2 separate regions of the Homo sapiens genome follow, and region 2 is linked to region 1. The links are chromatin contacts, found by Hi-C or POLR2A ChIA-PET in ENCODE. All regions are on one chromosome and are shown on one strand. Each heading gives the region's core, a stretch centred on a gene start or an enhancer-like site at or near the end of the contact. The rest is flanking DNA. Distances are from core to core; before and after follow the strand shown.

Region 1 (6,955 bases), core at 2,341-4,840:
ACACCAATCTATAACCAATCTATGCATATATTTTGGGGGGAAAATATAAGGCCCTTCCTGTAATAAAGGAAAAGTAAAAGTCAGTCAAAAGAAAATACGTACTTTAGGTTATAAATACTCAGGTATGACTACATATTGTAAGATATAACAAAGTAGCACCTAGATCCAAATCTGTGAACTTAGAGCCTTCCTGCTACCCCAGGGCTTAAGGATGCCTGGGAAGTACCTGGGCTCGACACCAAAGTAGTACCACAGCATACTACTGGACACACTTTTCTCTCCTTTTCGGTTTGGTCTATACATTGTACTTGAACCCCGTTTTCATTTTTTGTTGTTTTACATCCTCAACAGTTGTCAGAACACAACATATGGCTTCAGAAACATTCAACAAAGAACAGCAGAAAAATGTCAACATAACCTGTTTCCAGGATTATTTCCTACTATTGTATTCTCCTTCCCTGCCCCATACATGCCATGCCCCAGACTAATAGTTCTCAAGCCTGGTTGTAAGGCAGAATCATCTAGGGAACGTTTTAAGAATACTGATCCTGGGCCCCACTCCTAAAGGTTTTGTCTCAGGTGGTCTGGGGCAGCCAGATTAGGCATCACACAAATTTTTAAAGCTCTTTAGGTGACTCTACTATGCAGCAAAAGTCCCTATTATATATCCTGCCAATGCTCATCCTGCATGGAGAGGTCCCTGTGCCACTTATTGCTCAGCCTGTTTCCTTTGCCTAAAACACCCTAGGGAGCTGTGAAGACTAAAATAAGGGAGTGATATGAGGACTTTACAATCCAACAGTTTTGGGGTTTAAATCTCAGTTCCAGTATTTCTTAGGCCCCCTGACCTCAGAAAATTCTCAGACTCAGTTTCTTCATATATAAAAAGTGATTAAGCCAAGTGCAGTGGCTACAGTGGCTAATACCTGTAATTGCAACACTTTGGGAGGCCAAGGTTGGGGGACTGTCAGAGCCCAGAAGTTGAAGACAAGCCTAGGAAACATAGTAAGACCCCATCTCTACAAAAATTTTAAAACTTAGCCAGGTATGGTGCCATGCACCTGTAGTACCAGCTGAGGTGGATCAATTGAGCCAGGAGGTCAAGGCTGCAATGAGCCATGATTGAGCCACTGCACACCAGCCTCGGTGACAGGACAGGACCCTCAAAAAAAAAAAAAGTGATTAATGGTGCCCTGCTCACACAGTTAATGTATGAACTCAGTGAGATAATTAATGCAAAGTGTTCTGCTTTCAGGGCTGGCATAAGAGTTCAATTAAGTACTGGCATTCATAATAAATCCCCTATTTAGAAAAATGACTCTTATACCAATATGAGGAACGGACTCAAGTGAGTGAAGGTGGAGGCAGTGTGGAATATTGGGGGTATAAAATCTAAACTAAGAAGGCAAAAAAATTGCAAGAAGAGAACAGAATGAATGAAAGTTATTACAGAAAAAAAAATCAAAAGGACCCAACAAAATATATTGGATACAGAATATGAGAGTAGGAAAAATCTTAAATAGCTCTCTGTTTTGAGCCAGCGTAGCTAGGAAAAGTACTGCCATGAGAAATAGGTGACCCCTGACGAGGAGCAGGAAGAAATGAGGAAATCACTTTTAGAAGTGTCTTTGAGGAAATACCATAGGATATTCCTCTGAATATGCCCAGCAGGTAGCTGAACAAATGAAACTAGAGCTCAGGAATGAAATCAAGCTGTGCCACTTTGTTCAAAATCTCTGCATTCTAAAATCCTCCTTCCTGACCACTACCTTCTCTCCTCCATCACTTCCCACTCACGCTGAATCTCCTTACTCAATCTCTAGAGGTCTTAGGTAAGAGTTCTCAAACTGGCAGCCCCCCACGCATTGTATCACCCAAAGAATGTTTCAAAAATTTTCTGAATTAGTTGTCAACATTTAAAAATTGTAAGAGTTCACATAAATTTCAACTTCCAGCTCCTCTTGCAAAATTGGAAATATCTGAGGAAAAAGTGAGCCCATGTTCCCACATGGAAACAATAAGCTGAAGCCGAATAGCAGCTGGCGTTATTAGGGAAGGAGTATGGCTGGTCTCTGGAGACTTCTGAGCGTGGGACCTCCTAGGACCTTTGTTTCTTCCTTTGATCTCCATAGTCCATGAGTCAGATCCCAGCCTCACCTCCCTACCCCAGCCCAGACCCACGTGTATTTTAATCATATCAACATTTAAGGACTACTGTGCACCAGGCACGGAGCCAGAGAAACAAAGTTGAAAAGAAGGCACCCTCTGCCCTCTGTCTACCCTGTCAGCCTCATAACCAGCCACACCAGCATATTCTCAATTCCATGAGCCACATGTGCTTTCCCTGCATCCCAAGGCTTTGCACATGCTGTTCCTTCTGCCCCTACAGCTAAGCCCAAACCCCCTTCTCCTAATCATCCTTCAAGTCTCAAATGATATTTCCTCATGGAGGCCTTCCCAGACTCCCCATTAAGTAGCATACAATCATCCCCTTTCACGTGTTCCATGGCTCTTTCCCCCTTCTTGTACTTTCTCCATGTCTATCTCTAAGACCAGACTTCATCTTGTTCACCAATTAATTTCCAGCATCTAGCATAGCCAGACAAGTACTTCCATAAAACTTTCCATATGTCTCCTAGGCACGTTTTGTTCCAACATGGCTCATCTTGCCAGCTTCCCCCTGCTTCACTTCCTCCACTCTTGTTTCCAAGGTAGAATCGGACAGGCTACTGGGCACTCTCTTCTTAAATTTAAAACAGTTTTAAGCGGGAGGTGCGTGGATCAAATTCAGGATGTTAAAAGATTGTACTGACTGCAGAGTGGAGAAAAAAACAAGAAAAGTGGATGCGAAGAGACCAGTTAGATTACTTCAGTAAATCGCCACTCCAGTTCTAGAACAACTTGGGATTCTACACATCTAACTGCGGTGTTGTGTTACCACATTTCATGGCACTTTCCACGCCTTCACACACACAGCGGCAAACTACCGCGAAACCTCCGGACCCAGCTGCCCTCCACGAGACGCGTTCGGTGATATGCACTCCTCCCCAATGCGAGACTCCGAGACCCCAAACTCCCTCGGACTCTCCCAGTTGGGTCCAGGGCCACACTCGGCGCAGCCAAGCCCGCCCTACCCGAGGTCGCACACGGGCCGCTCCGGGGTCAATGGTTCTTTGGAGGACCAAGAGGACCAAGGCAACAGGGTAATTCATTAGGGGAGGATAGTTAAGAGGGAGCGAAAGGAAGAAGAAATCATGAAATGCAATGCCCGGCCAGGGAACTCCGAACAAGGAACAGGGAACAAGGTTTACCAAGGCGAATCCTGGAACACTCCCACTACAGCTGCCCCCAGCGCTTCAACTACCGGCTTAAATGAACCACGCCCCTTGCGCGACAAAGAAAACGCACTATTCCTGCGACCAGCTGGGGAAGCACCCCGCTACCTTTTACCAGACCAGCCAATGAGTTCAGTGAAACCTTCGATCAAGACAGTCACGCTCCGAGTGGCCAATGAAATTGAAGGCTCTGCCCTCCATGCCCAACTCTGATTGGCTTACAATCCAGGAACAGGCGTTAACCCAGGGAAGGCAGTGGCAAGATGGCGTCCCTGGATCGGGTGAAGGTACTGGTGTTGGGAGACTCAGGTGAGCGGCTTACCCTACCTCTGGGGCTCCAGACACTTTTGAGTTACCCAGTAACCCTCCCCTTAGCTTCCTTCCCTCAACTTCCTGGCTCCTCGGCCCGTGGCTGAAGTCCCTCCCAGGGCCTGAAGACTACACTTCCCAGGGGACTTTGCTCCGTGTGACGACGCGGTGGCGGCGGCGTCGTCGCGCGGGTGGGGGTCGCGGAGCCCGGGTCTTTTGCCTTCGCGGCTTTCCGCATCGGTCTCCCAGGCGACCCCAGCCTAGAGTGTATTGTCAATTCTTTTATTAAAAAAAAAAAAAAAAAAAGCAGGCATTGAGTATTGTATGGGGTTCTATGTTAAGGGTACAGAAGTTAGTAGGACCGTGCCTTCAAGAGATTTTGTTCATTAAGGAAGTCAAACGTGCACTGAGAAACGTGCACTGAGAAACGTGCACTGGCAAGCGCTTCGCATGTATTAACTCATTTAATTCTGAGACAGTCCTGTTATCCCATTTTACAGATGAGAGTAGTGAGGCAGAGAGATGTAAATGACAGAATCCTTTTGAACGCGGAGTCCACGAACTTAAACGCTAAGTTATAATTATGCAGTGACATATTGGGTAGTGGTCCTGTTTTATTCTTAACTGAGCTTAATTTCCTGGTTCTCGTTTGATCTTCATTGAAAACCTATTATGTCCTAGACTGTACAATAGAGAAATTAAAGTAAGAGTTTTATTCTGAAGCAGCTAGGATTTAACGCTGAGCCCAATTTAATCCTAGTGTTAAATATATATATATTTTTTTAATCTCAGTGGATGCAAAAAGAATTCTTTTGACACCTGGGACATTTGAGAACTACAGCTGGCGTCTGGATTTCCAGCTCCCACCTCACTGCCCTTATCTTTTCTTCCATAATCCCCAATTCAGCTCTCCTTAGTAACTTCAATAAATGCTGACCTTGCATTTTATAGAAGCGCTCCTCTGGAGTTGGCCTAAGAGCATGTGTTGTGAGCAAAGACGTTGTGCTAGATGCTTGGAGGTGGAGAGGCTTGAAAACTTAATAGAAACTAAATAAAATTGTGGGCAGCAAATATAGGTTAAGAATGTTTTCACATTGCCCTGAGGATTATTTGCATTATGAAATATTTTACAGAGAGCATTATTTAATATTCCCCTAAGAAAGTTGCCTTTTGAAACTTAATGAACATAATCACAATTTATGTCGACTTCATTTCTATCAGGTAGCTTGAAGTGGTGCCGAAGTTAATTTAATAAAATCACTCAGTTTTACAGATAAAGTAATTGTGGCCTAAAGGGACTTGGCAAGAGTATCACTGAGTAGAATTTACAATCCAGAACTAACAGACTTCTTCATGATACGTTAAGTGGGTGTTTTGTGTCCTTTATAATTCCATTTTCTATTGTATCTAACAATCCCTTCATATTACAAACTGTTGCAACTAGTCAATTTATTTTCTTTCCAACAGGCACTGTATTAGGTTCTGGGGTTATAACTGTGGAATTAATGCGTCATATAACAGGGATAGAATTAGCAGCTACATTAAATGTGGAAAAGTAATCAGGCAATTGATAAGCTTCCCTACTGCCCGCCTCCCCTGTTATGGTTTAGTTGTAAAGCAGAAGACACAGCTGTGATGGCCAGGAAAGTGATTGATGTTGTCACACATTCACTAATGTTAACCTTTATGTGCAAAGTTAGTTATTGTCTTTTTATCTTTTTAAAAGGTAATTTTGTCAGTCTCCTTTTAACTGCGATTTAAAAGTACACAGTCTGACAGTTTAGAATGCACTTTTTACACTTCCTCAGCCTTTCTTTCAAACCCGAAAGTTTATTTTTAAATAAAGGCCATTTCCCTTATAAAATTTTGAGGGTTTCACAAATATATAAAGAAATGACTTAGCCAGACAAGGTGGCTCTAGCCTATAATCCCAGCACTTTGGGAGGTTGAGGCGGGTGGATTGCTTGAGCTCAGTTCAAGACTAGCCTGGGCAACATGGCAAGACCCTCTCTCTACCAAAAACAGTACAGAAAGTTAGCCGGGCATGGTGGTGCACGCCTGTAGTCCCGCTACTCAGGAGGCTGAGGTGAGAAGATCACTTGAGCCCAGGAATTTGAGGCTGCAGTGAGCTAGGATCGTGCCACTGCACTCTAGCCTGGGTGATAGAGTGAGACCCTGTCTCCAAGAAAAAAAAATAAAAAGAATAAGTTGATATTTGGTGATTTGTTTTTATCCTATTGAGATATTTGGTAATTTGGTAAGGAACCCTGAAAGTCTCACTACCATACGGTTTTCTCTTTCTTTCAGAGATTAGGGACTAGTTTAACATATTACCAAACAGCTGTATTTGGAGCTGACATTTATTTATATTGGGCCTTTTTTACCCCCAAGCAAATCAAGTGCATTCTTTTGATCAAATTTAGTTCTAAAGGTGAAAACATAGAATCAGAATCTCCCAAAATTCTTAAAGAAATGAAATTCGCCATTATTCCCTAGCACTTCAACTGTTCTTACTGTTTAGGGTTTCATCCCTTCTTAGCTAATACTTATCACCCAAAGCAGTTAATTCATGGAGAGCTATACAATTCTACTGCCTGGAAATGTTTACCCTAACACAATTAAGCTAAACTAGGCCTCAAGTGTTGCATCAAGCTGATAATTAAGTGGATAGATACATTCCTTGAACATAAACAAACCTATTTACAAATACAGAATCAACAATACATCCTAAAAGTTACAGATATTAGACACAATGCAGTAAATTCAATGACAAATATAATTTTGAGTATTTAAAAATCTTAAATGTTTCTATATAAAAAAAGTAATAAAAGGGAAGCCTGAGAAAATGTTTGATTCAATTACACATACGTAAAATGATTAATATATTTAATAGATAAAGAGCTCATATAAATTAATGACACTAAAACCTGGTAGATAAAGGTACAGAGTAGATCAACAGAGAATTTATGAGAGGAAAAACAACTGATTTGCCAGAATAATCATAATGATAATCTTTGATCTTTATCAGAAAGTAAAGAAATGCAGACTAAAGCAAGCTGTCACTCCCCCACTGCCCGCCACCACCGAGACGGATTGTTGCTCTGTCACCCAGGCTGGAGTGCAGTGGCGCAATCTCGGCTCACTGCAGCCTCTGCCTCCTGGGTTCAAGTGATTCTCTTGCCTCAGCCTCCCAAGTAGCTGGGATTACAGGCACCCACCACCACGCCCAGCTAATTTTTGTATTTTTAGTAGAGACAGGGTTTCACCATTTTGGCCAGGCTGGTCTCGAACTCCTGACCTCGTGATCTGCC
Region 2 (6,955 bases), core at 1,447-3,946, 300 kb after region 1:
TCTTACATGTAAAGCAGAGTGTTTTGGCACACAGTGTGCAGTGTTAGTTGGTATTATCATCTTCAGGGCATCTCTAGGGGACGAACTCCAAAAGCCATGGGTGCGTGTGTGTGTGTGTACATGTGTGTACACACGTGTGTTTGCACACACATTCACGCACGTGTATATGTGTGTTCATGGCATACAGAAGTCTCCTTGCTTCTTTTTCTCTCTCCAGAGATTTAATTATCACCTTCTTTTTTAAAGAGAAAACTAGGATATTTACTTCAGTGGATGCTTTAAGGCCCAGAATTTATATCAGAACCCTTGCTTCTACTGAGCTAATCTTGCCCTTAAACTTCTATGTAGTGTTTCTTCTGTGAAGCCACAGTTCTATCATTCCTCCAGGAAGAGATTGAAGTACTCATGGAGCATCTCCTGTGCAGAGGCAGTAGGATGGGAAGCCAGCATAGGTTCTCCCTAAAGGTAGAGTGAGTGAATGGAAATAACTGGGAAGAAAACAGAAAGAAAAGGCAAAAAAAGAGGTATGTATGAAGGTGGCAAACAGATATCTTGGGTGGTCATTTCCATTTTGCTGTGGTCTTCATAGCATGGCCTGTTACCAGGCAATAAATTTCAAATTGTTGGTGTGGAAAATGTGATAATGCAAAGGAATAGGATCCTTTGCTTTCATTATTTCAAAAATAAGTGCCAATTACTCTCAAAGACAGGGTAAGAAGTATTCCTGGAGCAAGCTGGAATTTGTCCCTTTGGGAGCCAAGGCCACAGCTTCTGGTACTTTGCACACAGACCTGCAGTCCCACTAGGGAGGGGCTGCTGTGTCTGCAGCCAGGCCGATGCCAGCCTCACATGCCCACCCCTTCCTGGCCCTGGAGCCAGCTCTCTGTACCACTCCTTATGTTGCTCTTTGCTCTTCCCTTCATCTTTCTCCTCTATTTTCCTTCTCTCACCATTACAGAGAGGTCATCCTGAAGTGTCTGGGCTGCAGTAGGAGCTGCCAAACATTCACGAACCACCACGTTCACATTAGATGCAGAGATAAAACTGCACAAAGTCTCAATACACTATTTTGCATCACTCATCTGGGACAAAGTAAAATTTTTCAAAGTCAACTCAAAAGAGGAAAACAAAAGGTATTGCAAATCTGTTCTCTGTTAGGCACTGAGTTAGTGCTGGTGGATAAGAGACCTTGTGCCCAAAGAGCTTGCAGTCCGGAGGGGAGGCAGACAGGAACACAGGCTCAAAGTGATGCAATGTGAGAAGTATTGGGACAGGGCTGAAAACCTAACCCAGCACGAAGGGCTCAGGAGCGCTTCCAGGAGGAAGTGACCCACCAGCTGAGCTCTGAAAAATGACTGATAGTCACTGTGTCTTGTGGAAGTTTGAAAACCAAAGACACTTCTGCTAGGTAACATCCACTCAGCATTGTAGAGACCCAGCCGTTTAACTTTCCAGGTAACATCAGTTGTTATATGGCTATGTGCCTGGAATGACACTTCAGACTTGGCCATTCTGGCCACATAGACATGGCAGGCATGACCTCCATTTGGAATTAGGTCCATTTACTTCTGAGTCACATTGGAATGCAGTTTTTACAGTGGAGCATTTGCAGCCTAATGATCAGTGACTTAGGAGTTTTGGGGGTTTTTTTTTGTACCAGTTGTTTTGTTTTGTTTTTTGACACAGGATCTTGCTCTGTTGCCCGGGCTGGAGAGCAGTGACACAATCTTAGCTCACTGCAGCCTCTACATCCTGGCTTAAGCAATCCTTCCACCTCAGCCTCCAGAGTAGCTGGGACTACAGGCATGTGCCATCAGGCCCAGCTAATTTTTGTGTTTTTAGTGGAGACAGGGTTTCACCTTGTTGCCCATGCTGGTCTCTAACTCCTGGGCTTAGGCGATCCTCCCTCCTCAGCCTCCCAAAGTGCTAGCATTACAGTCGTGAGCCACAGTGCCCAGCCTTGGGGGATGTTTTAAGGCAATTTCTTTGTTCTTCAGATGTATTCACAACTGTTCCGCATTAAATAAGGCCAAATGGCAAGACAGCTCTAAAACGCCAGCAGAGTTGCTAGGTAGGGTTGTACAGACTGTTCACTGCACAAGTGTGTCATGTACCTGTGTGTGGCACAGGGCTTGTCTGCCCACCCACAGGAAGGAGCACATTTTTTTCTAACTGATGTGCAAAGCTCCCCAAACCCAACGTTATCTCTGAGTCATGTGATGTTTATTAGACTATGGCAGTCATTTCTACATTTGTGCATCTTATAAGTTGATTTCATTTAGACTCTTGCAAAGTTTTTGTACTAGGCCTCCATCAAAAGCCAGTTCTGTGTTTTTGTGGATTTTCCTCATAGATAAGCAGAGATGATAGACATGGAAATCTTAAATATCTGGTTTCTTGTACCCACAGTGTGCTACTTTGGGCTGTTGCACAAGTCAGTCTAGTTTGGGAACTGTGATTCCCCAGGAATTAAAACAAGTATTCCCAGCTTCCTTCTGATTGCTGGATTAGCAGAATTTCCTCAGCCTCCAGCTGAATTCCAGCCCCTGGGAAGAAATGTCTTAGAGTAAACCCCCAGCCTGGAGCCTGTCAGAGGTTGTGTCATGTGTTTGCATTAGCTGAGCAAAACCCGAGCAGGCTTTCCGGCCTTGCTCTCGCCTCCTCCCTGCACGCCTCTCCGCTGGGAGAGGCCAGTTAAAGTCTAGACACTGTCTGCTTGGCTCTGTGCCTTTTTAGCACAATCTGCATGGTTCTGTAGCTCTTACTTTGGTTGTCTGTCCTCACTCGTTTCCCCAGTTTTCTTAGTTAGGCTTAAACTGTCCCGGGGGACTGGCAACGAGTCGCACACATAGGAAACAGGTGAGTGAATTTATGAGACTGTCAGGATTCAGCTGCCTTGAAAGGTTCAGAGTGAAGATAGCAGCAGTGCTGACTGAAACTGTGGCTGAGTTTACAGACATCCCTGGTGTGAGCTGGCTTCAAACGAACCTCCATTTACTGGCCAGAGATGGGCTGGGATGAATAACTCAGGACAGACAGTGGCACCCCAGGTAATGAGCAGCCACCTGACTCCTCATCTGCCAAATATGGGGGTTAGAGTAGGTGGGCTCTAAAATGCAGCTTTGAAGTCCTATTCATATAAAAGGAGGCGGATATTCTAGGCTAGACTGTCAAAATATTCTACTTAATGGAATTGGGATATTTGATTAACTCTTATGGTGATTTACAGCCTAGTGAAGAACAGTTTGAAAGATAGGCTGGCTCAAGAATGAGAAAACAGAGTGAATAAAAACAGGAGGCATCTTGTGTCCTTTACTTTCTCTCGCCATGTAGTGAGTGGAATATAAACAGTACGGCATGTGGCACCTGAACAGTCTTCATGCCCAGGAATCCCAAATGCTGTTTACTCTACAGAAAGGAATCACTTGATTTTCCACTTCAGAAGCCAACCGCTCAACAACACTGGGGAAGAAATGAAGAATCCTGGGTCTCCTTGTAGTCGATCAAGAAATTTTGGGGGGAAAAAGGGAAGACAACCCCTAATTCAGAGTGTGCAGTTTGGGATTTATTGAACTTACTTGAAAAACAAAAGCAAACAAAACTTTTTCTCGCTTCTGTAAATGTTCACATTTTCTTTTAAAAATAATGATGCAGTATTGCAAATGGCTTACAGAAATAGTTGTCTGAAACTATTGCGTGGACCCTAATTTTGTTTTCTGGAATCCTTCTTATTACTTTCTCATCATGTTGCCTGGCCCATGATCAGGATCCAGGGGCTCCTGAACAAGTATTAATGAATTGCCTGCCCTGCTCCCCTGGCCCTGATCTCTGGTCAGATCAGGCTCTTACTACAGCCCATGGGCACTGGTCTTTGGCTTTGACCCAATGGTTAAATCAAGTGACTTGTTAGGGTGAACACAGTAAGGAAACAGAGGCCAATGCAGATGTTTTAGTCCTGCTGAAATGCTTGGTACCTTGCCTGTACTCCAGTTCCCGAATCTCACTAGAAAATCCCAATGTGCTAAATCGTGCTATTGATCCTGACTGGGGAGCCAGCCAGCTCAATATTGGAGGTGGCTTTTCTAGTAAGGGTACAGTACAGGTTAGAATTGAATTAAATTTTGCTGTGCCCCAGGGTAGACTATATGTGTGTGTGTGTGTGTGCATGGATATGTGTCTGTGTACATACAGAATACACAAGGAGACATGCACACACACACACAAATAGACACTGACTTAAATTTCACCACTAGGAGAACATGGCCATCTCCCTATAGCTCTAATAGTGAGACTTTTCTCACAAAAATTCCTGTGGAATTTGTTTTGTTTTAATTTAGTTTAGTGTTTGACTTATGTTATACTGCCCTGATTTCTTTCTAAGCCTAGGCACATAAACCAGTGCTTATTTTTATGGTGTGAAGTTTGCCTGTTAATGAATTTAATAAGTGCATGTCATTCATTCACTCATTCCCTACCATATTCCAAAAATAAGACATAGGTTTTCCCTCCCTAATCCCACAGCCAACATATCCTATTAGCTTCTGTAAGGGTTGGGCTAATTACATGTATTTTTAGCTATTGAGAGGGCCCAAGTTTGTAGTTTGTGGCATAACATTTGTGACAGAGAAAAAGAAAATGGACGGGACCTCAAAGATGGTCCGAGAAATTTCTGATCCCCTTCACACATATACCTGGCTCACCTAAACTGTAGTGTGAAATTGATACAGTGGAATTTCTATCAGAGAGGCTAAACACTATTGAAACAGAAATACAGATGCTCACCCTGAGCAAAGACTCAGACATACTGAGTTCCCTTTACTGTCAGGGTCCCTACCAGGAGGGCCCAGCATGGCTTCTTGGTGGCCCAGCCGAGCTCACAAAACTTGCTTTGGGATGGAGGCAGATGTATGCTTGCCAGTCATTCACAAATACTCGGAGCACGCAGCTTCGCTTCTCCCAGGGCACCACCATCCCTGGTTTTGCACTATGTGCTATAATTATGGTGCTACAGGGACAGGCTGAGTCCTATATCAGAAGCAGGAAATTCACCTGGCTTCTCCCTAGAGTCCCAGCAGTCTTTCAGGAATGTGTCTGTTTGTGCTTTGTTCCCCTTCCTCTAGTTTTCCCTCCTTGACATTTTCTATTTTCTTTCCTTTCTTATCCTATGTGGCCTTGGTCTTGCTGACAGCCACATGCAGAGATGCAGATTTTCTGGTTTAGCTATTTATTTTAAGGAGAAAGACATTCACTTTATGCATTAATTGGTGTCTGCCTCCTGTTCCACAGAAGGGTAATTTTCTGTGTGGCACCAAGGGCTTGATAGTGATCAAAGAAAACCCCAGTTCCCAGTAGGAACACACTTCAGGTGTGAGTCCATTTTGGGTTTCTCAATCTCCTTTCTTGGGAGATGAAACTAGAAGGGAGAATGGGACTGGGAAATGTTTTGAGTAGAGGCCAGACATTCAAGTCTTGGCTAAATGTTGGGTATAATAATTTCAGTACTCACTGCAGACTTATTTCTTAATAAAACTCCCCAAGCTACTTGTGGACCATGTTGTTTTAAAGGATAGTTACAAAGTTAACCGCTTCCTCTTACAGATACAATTGGAGAAGAGTCTTTGTGTTTTTTCATTTTCTACAAAGGAACATATATAAGCTAGATAATAAGAAACCATGTTGGGGTTGTTTTTGTTTATTACGTGTCCTATTTTAGATACTTTTTTTTTTTTACAAAAATAAACTGTGATAGGGATATGAAATCCTGTAAAAACAACCAGCGCTTGAGGATGACTACCCCACTATGTTGGTCATTTTACAGCTTAGGTAATTGCGTTTTTCCTCCAAATTCCCCATACACATTTGATCAAATAGAAGTCTCTTCATTTCCTGTTTAAGTTGCTCCATGGAATTGCTGTGTGGATTAGAGAGCAAGCTGGGTTCCTCCCCAGTGGCTGTGTTTCCGTTGGTTGATTGGGTTATTTTCCAGGTAATGCTATAATTATTTTGCCCAGTGTAAATGGCATTGTCGTGTAGTGACTGAAATTACTCATGTTACAGTGGCCTGGAATGTAAAGACTTCCTCATTCTCCAGTGATTTGTTGTTTGACTCTGACTCCAGGAAAAAGTCTTTTCTCTGCCTAGGCTGAAGTGTGTGCATGTATTTGGGGCTCAGATAGATAGCTGAGGCTCTAGACTGCCAGTCTGTGGGCTCAGATGTGACAGTAGCCATATTCAGAAAGTCATGACAGTCTCTGAGAAAGAGACAAAAGTTAGGAATTGTAAGCCTAAGAGTGTTCAAAGCATGTAATGAACTGTCCCCAAATGGTTCTTGTCCTAGAAGTGGGTAGAACAAATAAGGAGGAGGAAAATAGTGATGAGGAAGACTGGAAGAAGGGAGGTGGTGATGCACGTGGGAAACTCTGTTAATTTTAGTGGGTTAAGCAAATGCAGATGAGGCAATTGAGTGAAGAATTTCTGTTAAGTGCTTCATGAGAAAATACTGTGAGTGAACACTGCAGATGTATATGATCAGAAAAGATATATCACTGTTTTTTGTTTGTTTGTTTTTGTTTTGAGACAGAGTCTCGCTCTGTCGCCCAGACTGGAGTGTAGTGGCAGGATCTCGGCTCACTGCAACCTCTGCCTCCTGGATTAAAGCAATTCTCGTGCCTCAGCCTCCCAAGTAGCTGGGATTACAGGTGCCTGCAACCACGCCCGGCTAATTTTTGTATTTTTGGTAGAGATGGGGTTTCACCATGTTGGCCAGGCTGGTCTTGAACTCCTGACCTCATGTGAGCTCCCTGACTCAACCTCCCAATGTGCTGGGATTATAGGCATGAGCCACCGTGCCTGGCTGTTTTTTGTAAGTAAATGTATGCTCTGTAAGCACAACTCACAAATGATAATTAAAGCTGTAAATTAAAATGGCACCTGTACATAGTGTGTGGCAAGGGAG

Evidence for each region. A loop is a pair of places that touch in the nucleus more often than their neighbours do. ChIA-PET counts read pairs that join two places held with the same protein, here RNA polymerase II (POLR2A). Pooled maps may share reads with other maps.
Region 2: a pooled map shows a loop between it and region 1 (2.5-fold over the local background). The contact joins the enhancer-like site here to the promoter of RABL3 in region 1. A Hi-C loop is called at or near these places in 2 of 168 maps with a recorded cell type or tissue (ascending aorta and chondrocyte) and 3 of 50 pooled maps. POLR2A ChIA-PET finds 5 or more read pairs at or near these places in 1 of 52 experiments (H1).

Annotation. Positions count from the first base shown.
Region 1 is chr3:120,739,151-120,746,105 of GRCh38, reverse strand. RABL3 (RAB, member of RAS oncogene family like 3) reads left to right here and starts at 3,590. Exons shown (of 8, transcript NM_173825.5): 1 at 3,590-3,644. The coding sequence starts at 3,599. It overlaps GTF2E1 (general transcription factor IIE subunit 1), which reads right to left and starts at 3,362. Exons shown (of 5, transcript NM_005513.3): 1 at 3,312-3,362. RefSeq lists enhancers at 3,310-3,429, 3,310-3,604, 3,052-3,690, 3,570-3,859, 3,691-4,329.
Region 2 is chr3:120,434,837-120,441,791 of GRCh38, reverse strand. The region is part of intron 2 of FSTL1 (follistatin like 1); the gene reads left to right. LOC124900546 (a long non-coding RNA gene) reads left to right here. Exons shown (of 2, transcript XR_007096030.1): 1 at 1-6,955. Among named protein-coding and RNA genes, the nearest start is that of FSTL1, 13 kb to the left of the region's middle. Within about 2 kb of position 2,696, at least 21 of the 41 ENCODE cell types and tissues checked have a DNase peak (open chromatin) inside an H3K27ac peak, as active enhancers do; they include ascending aorta, where a contact is called at or near this core.